Regions from separate parts of the Homo sapiens genome. Here region 2 is linked to region 1. Evidence: read pairs that join two places in POLR2A ChIA-PET (ENCODE). Cell type or tissue: GM12878. All regions are shown on one strand.

What was found. ChIA-PET counts read pairs that join two places held together with the same protein. Peaks named below come from ENCODE experiments on the same cell type or tissue, not always from the same donor. Only the 100,000 strongest peaks of a DNase experiment are listed, where the experiment ranks them.
Region 2: POLR2A ChIA-PET joins it to region 1 with 5 read pairs; 1 of 35 experiments calls an interaction of 5 or more read pairs at or near these places.

The regions. Positions count from the first base shown.
Region 1 is chr2:241,085,166-241,090,165 of GRCh38, forward strand. SNED1 (sushi, nidogen and EGF like domains 1) reads left to right here. Exons shown (of 32, transcript NM_001080437.3): 30 at 2,227-2,310; 31 at 3,200-3,237. The coding sequence ends at 3,236. It also overlaps a transcript of MTERF4 not described here. Among named protein-coding and RNA genes, the nearest start is that of MTERF4, 15 kb to the right of the region's middle. In GM12878, no CTCF peak of the experiment used is centred here; a DNase peak (open chromatin) is centred at 2,796; H3K27ac peaks cover 2,903 bases.
Region 2 is chr2:241,374,323-241,379,322 of GRCh38, forward strand. The region is part of intron 2 of FARP2 (FERM, ARH/RhoGEF and pleckstrin domain protein 2); the gene reads left to right. Among named protein-coding and RNA genes, the nearest start is that of FARP2, 21 kb to the left of the region's middle. In GM12878, no CTCF peak of the experiment used is centred here; a DNase peak (open chromatin) is centred at 439; H3K4me3 peaks cover 1,339 bases; H3K27ac peaks cover 2,726 bases.

The DNA.
Region 1 (5,000 bases):
TAAAATTTTTGCCATTATTTCTTCATATATTTTTCCTGTCCCTCCATTTCTTCTACTTCTGGGACTCCAGTTATGCGTGTATTAGACTGATATTGTCCCACAGGTCACTGCAGCTCTTCTCAACTTTTTCAGTCTTTTCATTTTGGACAGATTCTATTGCTATGCACTCAAGGTCATTGATCTTTTCTTCTGCAGCATCTACCATTAATCCTGTTCAACAAAAGTTTTATTAATACTGTGTTTTATCATCTCCAGAAGTTTCATTTAGTTGTTTCTTAGATGCTCCAATTTCTATCTTCATTATCTTTATATTTTCCTTTAGCTCACTGAACATGTGGAACAAATTTATAATAGATATTTTAAGGTCCTCATCTGCTATTTCTGTCATCACTCTCATGTCTGGGTCTTATTCTATTTGATTATTTTTCTCTAGGTTATGGGTCACTTTTTTGATTATTCAAATGATTCTTGAATGTCTTATAGTTTTTTATTGGATGCTGGGCATTGTAAGTTTTATGTTACTGACGCTGGATTTGTTTGTTTGTTTGTTTTCTTTTCAAGAATGTTTTTTCTCTGCAAGGCATTATCTGAGTATAGTTTGATCCTTCTGAGGCTTGTTTTAGGTGGCTTTGGAGTAGCCTTTATTCTGGGGTTAATTTTGCCCTAGTTCTATGGCATGGCCTTTCTGCGGTTTCTTTTTTTTTTTTTTTTTTTTTTTTGAGACAGTGTCTTGCTCTGTCGCCCAGGCTGGAGTGCAGTGGAGCGATCTCAGCTCACTACAACCTCCGCCCTCCTGGGTTCAAGCTATTCTCCTGCCTCAGACTCCCAAGTAGCTGGGATTACAGGCACTCACCACCATGCCCAGCTAATTTTTGTATTTTAGTAGAGACAGGGTTTCACCATGTTGGCCAGGCTGGCCTCAAACTCCTGACCTCAAGTGATCGGCCCGCCTTGGCCTCCCAAAGTGCTGGTATTACAGGAGTGAGCCACCGCACCTGGCCCTGTCTGGGGTTTCTATGGATGGCCTAATAAACAAGATCTCTCTACTCTGGCTCTGGAAATCGTTCAACTCCTCAGTAGTTCTTCTTTGCCTTGTGGGGATTCACCCTATGCATGCACAGCTTTATTTCCAACCACAGGCCCAAGGGGACCCTACACAGATTCTGGAGTTCCTCCTCTGCATAGTTCCCTCCTCTTCAGTACTGCCCCACAAATTCCAGCTGCCTCTGTCTCCCCAACTTCAATCTCTGTTTCCTCAACTCAGTGTGACCACTGCTTGGATCCCCTTTCTCTGTGATGCCATCCAAAAACTTCTCTAGGCTGAATTCCAGGCTGACCACAGGACTCATCTCATCTGTTTCTCCTCTCTCAGGGATTACAGTCTCGTGTTGTCTGTTTTCTAACATCTGACATACAGTTACTTACTATATTTTGTCCAGTTCTCTGGTTGTTCACATTGGGAGGTTAATTCCAGATTCTGTTACTCTTTCATGTCCAGAAATGGAAGTCTTACCACAGGTTTTCGATCCTAAAGGTTCTATGAGACTTAGCATATGAGTTGGAGCTTTGCCTGCTGAACTCCTTGGATTTCCCTTTTAAACAGCTCTGACATTTGAGAACTTTAACAAAAGACAAAACGCCTTCCCATCCATTATTATCTACAAACTTGTAAGAGAGATGGTATGAGTAGGTCCCATTTTTACCTGCAACCGAGGCTTAAAACTTGAAGAGACTTGCTCAAAGTAGCCTGGTTAATAAATGGAAGAGGCAGGAGATGAAATCGGGTCTCCTGTTCTACAATGCCTACATCCGAATCCCGAATCCCCAACACTCCTCAAACTTCTCTGTGAAATACCCAGAAAAACAGAAAAGCGAGGCCATACCTTCCCCAGGCCTCCGGCCAGGTGGCTGCCTCTAGCACTGACATGTCTTTGACATTTCACATTTTATTTTTAGTACCATATCCTTTGTCAGTGCTCATCAGAATGCACATTAAAATGGGTTTATTTTATGCATATTACTGTACCACAATAAATTTATTACAAATCACATGACCTTTATGTTAGACATTTTAATACATCAATAGGAGGTCACGTTTCATTCAGAAAATAGCAGTTTTTCCCTCAAACACCTTCAGGTTTACTGTGGGTTCACATAGCCTAGGTTAAGCAGTTGGCAACATTTTGCTTCACTGTCTGGTTTTACAAAGCTTTCTTGTGACAACAGGTATAAAAGAGTCTACCGAGTTCACCAAGACATCTGCTTCAAAGAGAGCTGTGAAAGCACAAGCCTCAAGAAGACCCCAAACAGGTGCCTCTGGGGAGCAGGCCCATGCCGTGTCCTGCATGTAGCCCACAGGGTGATGGGGCAAGGGCGGGGTGCTATGGGATGCTGCAGGCCTGTGGGCTGAGCCAGGCGGTCTACTCGCCCAGATAGGCAGCCCCTGGGCAGCCACGTTCTGCTACGAAACTGTATGTCCATATATGTGCATGTGAGCATACCCAGAGGGGCACAGCCGGGCATGCTGGGTGCTGGGGGGGGTCACTCTGGTTATGCATATTCACACAGAACATGGTGCTACAATTGGGAAGCACAGGGTGTTACGGACAGCCCCGAGTATTTAATGGCCGATATAGCGCGTCGCTCTTTACTTTTTATTCACTCACACCCAGGTTCTTTCCACAAAGGGTTCAAGGTAGTTACAAGAATTACTACTGTTTGGCGTTTGCTGAAAGAAGTACGTGAGAATATTATATGCTTTAGAAACCACAGAGTCGAAGCCTGTCATCGTCCTCATAGACCAATGAGTAGCCACACGTACTTGTTTGGCATTACCAAGTGTCCGGGCAAGGCCGCAGCCTGCAGCTCACCAGCCGTGCTGCTCGGCCTGTGCACGTCACCGGCTCTTCCCTAGGGTAGCTTTTGCTTGCTTTCTCCCACGTCCATCCTCTCTCTCTCTGACTCACAGCCAGCCAGGTTTCTAGCCTTGTCATTCCTAAACTACTGCCTCAAGCCAGGCGGGCGCACACAAACTAAAATGCTAATCTCCACAGCGGTGTCTGGACTAATGGTGTCCCCCACCGTGGAATGTATGTGAGCTAAAGACAGGATCTCAGCAGGCAGCCTGGACTGAGGTAGCTGTAGAATTCAAGGTACACAGTCTCTTTTTCATTAAACGACTTTTCTCTAATTATTTCAGGAAACAAAGTAAGAGTCAGACACTGGAGAAATCTTAAGGTACGTCCCTGCTGCTCCCGCCCCACTACCACAGAGCTGCTGGGAAGTGGGGGGCGACTGCCCAGCCCCGGGATCTCAGAGTGCCGCTGCCTGCTTACTCAGCACTGCTAAAGGAAGCGCGGTCCTGTGCTGCTGTGTTACAGACTCCCGGGCAGGAAGGTTCAGAAGTCCCCAAGGGGAAACAGACATGAACCTGGTCTAGCCACTGACAAATACACCTTCAGGTGGAAATGAGGCTCTCTGTGGATAGGGCAAATCCCACTCTCTCTCAAGGGAAATGTGGCCAAGAAACCCCTAGATCAGCTGCAGTGGGAGGAAGAGGCAGGGGGGTGGGCCCTTGGAGAGGCTGGAAGACCACCTGGCACCTGGGAGGAGGGGCCACGGGCAGCGGGAGGGCCTGGGCTGCTGAGAAATTCCGGGGGCTCCAGGAGAGGGCTGAGAGAGTGCCTCCCAGATCTTGTGAACGGCATTCTGTTGGAACTAAAAGTGGGGCAGGGGCCTTGATCGCTTAATATTTAGAAAGTGTTGAAGACCGCCGCTAGAAAGTCGTCACTGACACTGGGCTCATAGGCATTCATAAATCCTGACGTGAAAGGAACTTCCTCTCGCCTTTGTTTAAGCCAGCATTTCCCAAACTCTTTTGGCAACCAAACCCCATCCTGCCCCCACCTCCCCACACAAACTGCCGAATCTTAAACAACACTGGCATTCTTCACAATCGTTTGCAAGAGACTGGGATATACCATAGAAAGCCATCTACAACCTGTTACCAGTTTCATACTGACCATCATTTTTTATCAACATGTCACTGCATGAAAGATGAATCTCTGGTTGGCCTAGGACAGCTTTGCTCTTCCTGCCCCTTATAGGAGCCCTCACAGTTCATCTTCCTGGTGGCGCAGATGAGTGAGGCACCCTTGGGTAACAAGCCACTTCAAAACAGGTCTATGTTTTGTTACGTGCCTAAAAAAATAAAGGAGAAATGTCATTCAGGAACCTTTAAAAACAAACAGAAGCAAAACAGCTTTTCAGATATAGGCTCACACACACCAAAGGAAGAGTGTCCACACCCCCTTGGGGGAAAGGTCTGGGCCGGAGCTCCGCACATGGCAGGAACTTGAGCTCTGAGTTGGCCATGACAGAGTGCATGCATCTGCCTCTTCGGATGTGGAAAGTCTCTCCATAAGAGAGTAGCCGGCAGCATTCACTTCCTGTTGACTCGAGGGAATCACTTCCCGCTCCCACCTCACCCTCCAAAGACACACACACTAAGCACACTCCAGGCTTGTAAGCAATTTCCTACAGCCGAGCATCACTTAACAATGGAGATGCATTCTGAGAAATGCTTTGTGAGGCAATTTCATCTGGGCGAACATCATAGCGCATACTTAGAACAAACCTAGATGGCACCGCGTACTGCGCACCTAGGCTGTGTGGCAGAGCCCATGCTCCCGGGCTACACACCACAGCGTGTTACTGAATACTGTAGGCGGTCGTAACACAGTGCCAAGTGTGTGTGTATCTAAACGTAGAAAACCTACAGTAAAAATAGATATAAAAGATAAAAAATGGTATACCTGGGCAGGGCGCTTAGCGTAGCTGGAATGCGCAGGACTGGCAGTTGCACAATAATAAATTAGTCCTGCAATAAGAAATTAACCTTAGCTTACTGTAACTTTTTTACTTTATACATTTTTAATTTTTACTTTTTAACTCTTTTTAATAACAGCTTAAAATACAAACACACTGTACGGATGTTCAAA
Region 2 (5,000 bases), 290 kb after region 1:
TAAAATTATTTATTTTCATATGTAATACACAAATACATTCTCTTTTTTCTAATTTTTTCTGGCTTTCAAGTAACATCTTTAGAAGCTTTTCTTGCTCTTAATGGCACAAAAGTAAGGACAAGAGAATGAATTTAAACTAGCAGGAGGTTTATTTACACTTGGGAATTTCTTTTGAGGAGTCAAGATGCCACACAGAAAACAAAACTATTATTGAGCTGTGGACCTTATTGCGGAATGCATTGCATGGGGTGGGAAGGAGGGAAGAGGGAACACAGAGGAGGGGAGCTTGGTGGGTGGGGCAGTGAAGCTCTGAGCAAGGTGGTCTCTGGGTTTGAGTGTTGTTTGAAGGCAAGTATGGAGGGTGTAAGAACTCAGGGAACCTGGGTGCTTTTCTGAAGTGCTTATCTGAGGAGGAAGTGAAAGATAATTTCATCAGGGCCATGGTAACTGAAACTGGTAGGACCTGTCTGTCCAACTTCCCACATCACTTCTGTTGCAGAGAAGGAGGTCTGAAGCTGGGCAACCTTTGAACCCTGAAGAGTAGCAGTCGGCTGCCCTTTCACCAGCTCTTGGGTGACTTTCCTGTAGGAAATAGGTTAAAGTCTGGACACTTAATTAGGCTCCCAAATCTTTTTCTTTTTTGAGGCGGAGTCTTGCCCTGTCACCCAGGCTGGAGTGCCACGGCATGATCTCGGCTCACTGCAAGCTCTGCCTCCCGGGTTCACACCATTCTCCTGCCTCAGCCTCCCGAGTAGCTGGGACTACAGGCGCCCGCCACCATGCCCAGCTTATTTCTTTTTTTGTGTTTTTGGTAGAGACGGAGTTTCACCATGTTAGCCAGTATGGTCTCGATCCCCTGACCTCGTGATCCGCCCGCTTCGGCCTCCCAAAGTGCTGGAATTACAGGTGTGAGCCACCGCGCCCAGCCCCAAATCTTTTCAATCAAGTGTTTGGAGGAATTTCCACCATGTAGTCATCCTCCAATAAACACATTTACCATTGTCTAGGCTTGTAATAGGTGCAAAATTTAAGAGAAAAAAAGTGAAAGAAAAATAATTGTACTAATAGGTTTACTTTTAGAGTGTCTTTTTTTTTTGTTCTGCCTACTGGACTTTATCAACTAAAACTAGGACCCAGAAGAAAAAAGCACACATTTGTTGTTGAGTCATAAATAAGATGTAAATTCTTCTCTAAGAAATTCACCTTTACTGAGTATGAGTCATTTTATACCTAAGAAAATAAGAGATGCCATTTTGTGAAGGTTTTACAATATTTAGAGCTTGTCAGTTTTAATAAATTGAGATTATGGTTTCAGTTAAATATAACCGTCATGTTTGGTATTTGAGATATCTGGCAGAGTTACCAGAAATTAAAGAACTTTTATCTGAAGCAAAAGAAAATGGTCTTGCATATTCTGAATATCCTGGGTTGGATGGGGTACTTTTTTTTTTTAAGAGACAGGATCTTGCTATGTTCCCCAGGCCAGCCTCTAACTCTTGGACTCAAGTGATCCTCCTGCCTCAGCCTCCCAAGTAGCTAGGACTACAGGTGTGAGCCACTGTGCCAGCTTGGGGTATTTTTTACATTGTGTTGCCTGCTGATACACACCTTTAGGGAGAGCTAAAATTCAATATATTGTAAGTTGGTTGTATTCTGCTTCCAAGTACCCTGTCCTCCACAACTGCATCAGTTAGCTTTGTTAAGTAACAAACCATCCCAAACATGGAGCTTAAATCACAGGTCTGTTTGTTGGTTTGGAGGCTCTACTAGGCTGACTTGGAGGGTTGGGCAACCTGGGATTGCCTTACCCACACATTTGGCACCCTGGTTGGAACCTCATGTGCAGAATCTCATTCTCCCTCCAGCCCACTTGGCCTCATTTTTGTGGTCACAGAAACGTTCTCAGTCCAGAAGTGGGCACTGCAGTGTCCTTTGGGCTCTTGGCTTGGAGTTTGTCCATTGTCACTTCTGCCACATTTTATTAATCAAAGCAAGCTACCAGGCTAGCTCTGATTCGAGGGGTGGAGAAGTAGAGGCACCTTGATGAGAGAGCGGCCAGGAATTGGTGAGCATTTTTTGTAATCTACCCTGACAAATATTGCCAGTGTACCAGGATACAGCCTCTGGAAGTGCAATTGTCTGTGCCACTCTAAGGTTTGGTGTCAGTGGGCTGGTGTGTAGGGCCTGCCCTGAGTGGGCAGAGTCCCCCTCCTGGGGAAGTCCACCCTGCATAGCCCCACAGAGGCAGGCTTGTCCCGCCCCCCTTCCTTGTTGTCTTTGGATCAAGGCTGGTTGCCTGACCCGAGCCCACCATCACTGTCTTGCTGTCGTTTGTCCACTTGTCTCATTCGTATTCTGTCTTTCTGCCTCTTGACTTTACATTGGAACCAAGAGACAGACTGTGGTCAGGTGGTTTTTGCTGTTGGACCTGTAGACTGAGGCAGACATTCGGCTACAGGGTGTCGGGTGCACTGAGCAGTGAGACCCCTGGCTGGGCAGGTCTGTCTTGGTGAAGACACCACATCCTAGTGCCTGCTTGCTGTCTCCCTGCTCCTGAAATGCAAGTTCTGGGAAGGAAAGGCTGTATTGTATCTACTTCTGTGCCTCTGGTGTTTGGAACAGGGCCTTGCTGAGTAAACGTGTTAAATGAATGAAATCGAAAGTTAGATTTGGTTAACAGACTTTAAGAATGTTTTGAATTTTTCCCTCTATAGCAGTGTTTTCTAACCTCAGGAATTCAATTTTGTTTTGTTTTGGGGTTTTCTGGCCATATGCACCTATCTTATTTGTCAGTTTACTAGATTATCATTTCACTTAAGTCTTAAACAGTAGTGTTCTTCCAGGGAGATGTGCTGATATTAAACTTGAAAAGCACTAGCTTCTTCTGTATTCTCATGGCCAGAAAACACTGACATTGTGTGGTGCTGTGCAGATTCCCCAAGTTGATATTGGAAGTTTACATTTCAGGAGCCTTTTTAACATAGGGGAAATTTTGATGTTTTGTTGGTTTCTTTTTTTTTTTTTTTTTTTGAGACAGAGTCTCGCTCTGTCGCCCAGGCCGGACTGCGGACTGCAGTGGCGCAATCTCGGCTCACTGCAAGCTCCGCTTCCTGGGTTCACGCCATTCTCCTGCCTCAGCCTCCCGAGTAGCTGGGACTATAGGCGCCCGCCACCGCGCCTGGCTAATTTTTTGTATTTTTAGTAGAGACGGGGTTTCACCTTGTTAGCCAGGATGGTCTCGATCTCCTGACCTCAGGTGATCCACCTGCCTTGGCCTCCCATAGTGCTGGGATTACAGGCGTGAGCCACTGCGCCTGGCCATCTGGTGTACTTTAACTCATCTCTAGATTACTTATAATACCTCATACAATGGAAACACTATGTGAATACTTGTTATACTGTATTGACTTTTTTTTTCTATTATCTCTCATTGTACTATTACTTTTTATCATTTTGGTGGGGTTGTTTTTATCCTTTTTGATCATCAGGTGGATTTATCAAATCTGTGGATGCCAAACCTGTGGATACAGAGGACTGACAGAATACCTAGGAGTAGAATTGCTGGGTCACATGGGAAATCTAGGTCTAATCATTAAAGGAACTGCCAGACTGTTTTCCAAAGTAGCTGTGCCATTTTGCATTCCTGCCAGCAATGTTATATGTTCCAATTTCTCCACATATTTGCCAACACTTATTTTTTTCTGACTTTTTTATTCTAGCCATCCTAGTAGGTGTGTAGTAGTATCTCATTGTGGTTTGAGATGATATTTTTATTTTTATTTTATTATTTTTTTTTTGAGGCAGAATTTCACTCTGTCGCTCAGGCTGGAGTGCAATGGCATGATTTCAGCTCACTGCAACCTCTGCCTCCTGGGCTCAAACAATTCTCCTGCCTCAGCCTACTGAGTAGTTGGGATTACAGGCGCCCACCACCATGCCCGGCTAATATTTTTTTTTTTTGTATTTTTAGTAGAGACGGGGTTTCATCATGTTGGCCAGGCTGGTTTTGAACTCCTGACCTTAAGTGATCCGCCTCCCCCCCTCGGCCTCCCAAAGTTTTGGGATTACAGGTGCCAGCCACCATGCCTGGCCTATTTTTTTTTTTTTGAGTCAGGATCTCACTCTGTCACCCAGACTGGAGTGCAGTGGCATAGTCAAAACTCACTGCAGCCTTGACCTCCCCGGGTTCAGGTGATCGTCCTGCCTCAGCCTCTTGAGTAGCTGGAACTACAGGCGTGTACCACCATGCTGGCTAATTTGTTAAATTTTTGTAGAGATGGGGTCTCCCCACATTACCCATTTGTCTCAAACTCTTGGTCTCTAGCAATCCTCCTGCCTCAGCCTCCCAAAGTGCTGGGATTATAGGTGTGAGCTACCACACCTAGCCAGAAGCCAACTCGTAAACTGATTTTTGATCAGGAGAGAAATCTGTATGATGTATTTAGGGTGGAGGCCTATTTGTGGATGTTGACTTCAATTATGTTTTATTTTAAGCCACTTTTGGCATTTATTAATGGGATATTTAGCTAATCAAAGGTCAGTGACTAGTTTTTTTATCTAGGAAAGTCTTGATTTGTTTTTAGTTGATTAAACAAATTCTGTGGTTTTGAACATAGAAATCTGGCCTCAGCTCTAAAGAATCTTGTTTTTGAGCCATAATTGTTTTAAAACCATCTGAAAGTTGTGTGTCAGCTTGCCTTGTCTTGTGTGCTAAGTCATCGGGTAGAAATACTTTCAGCTCCAAACCATGCCAGGTGTGAAAAGTGTCTAACTCCATTGCTGGATGCAGTGGAAGGAGAGTTGAGGTGCATAACTGAGACCCCGTTCTAGAAAGTCTTCCCAGATCTTTAGAGGGTAAGATGTCTAGAACAATTATACTCTCATTAATTCATAATTAACTCTTAGGTTTAGGAGTTAATGCGATTTAAAGGTTTTCTATTATCTGAAAGTTAGTATTATGGAGAAGAGATATGTAATGATTAAAAGAACAACCTGGGATG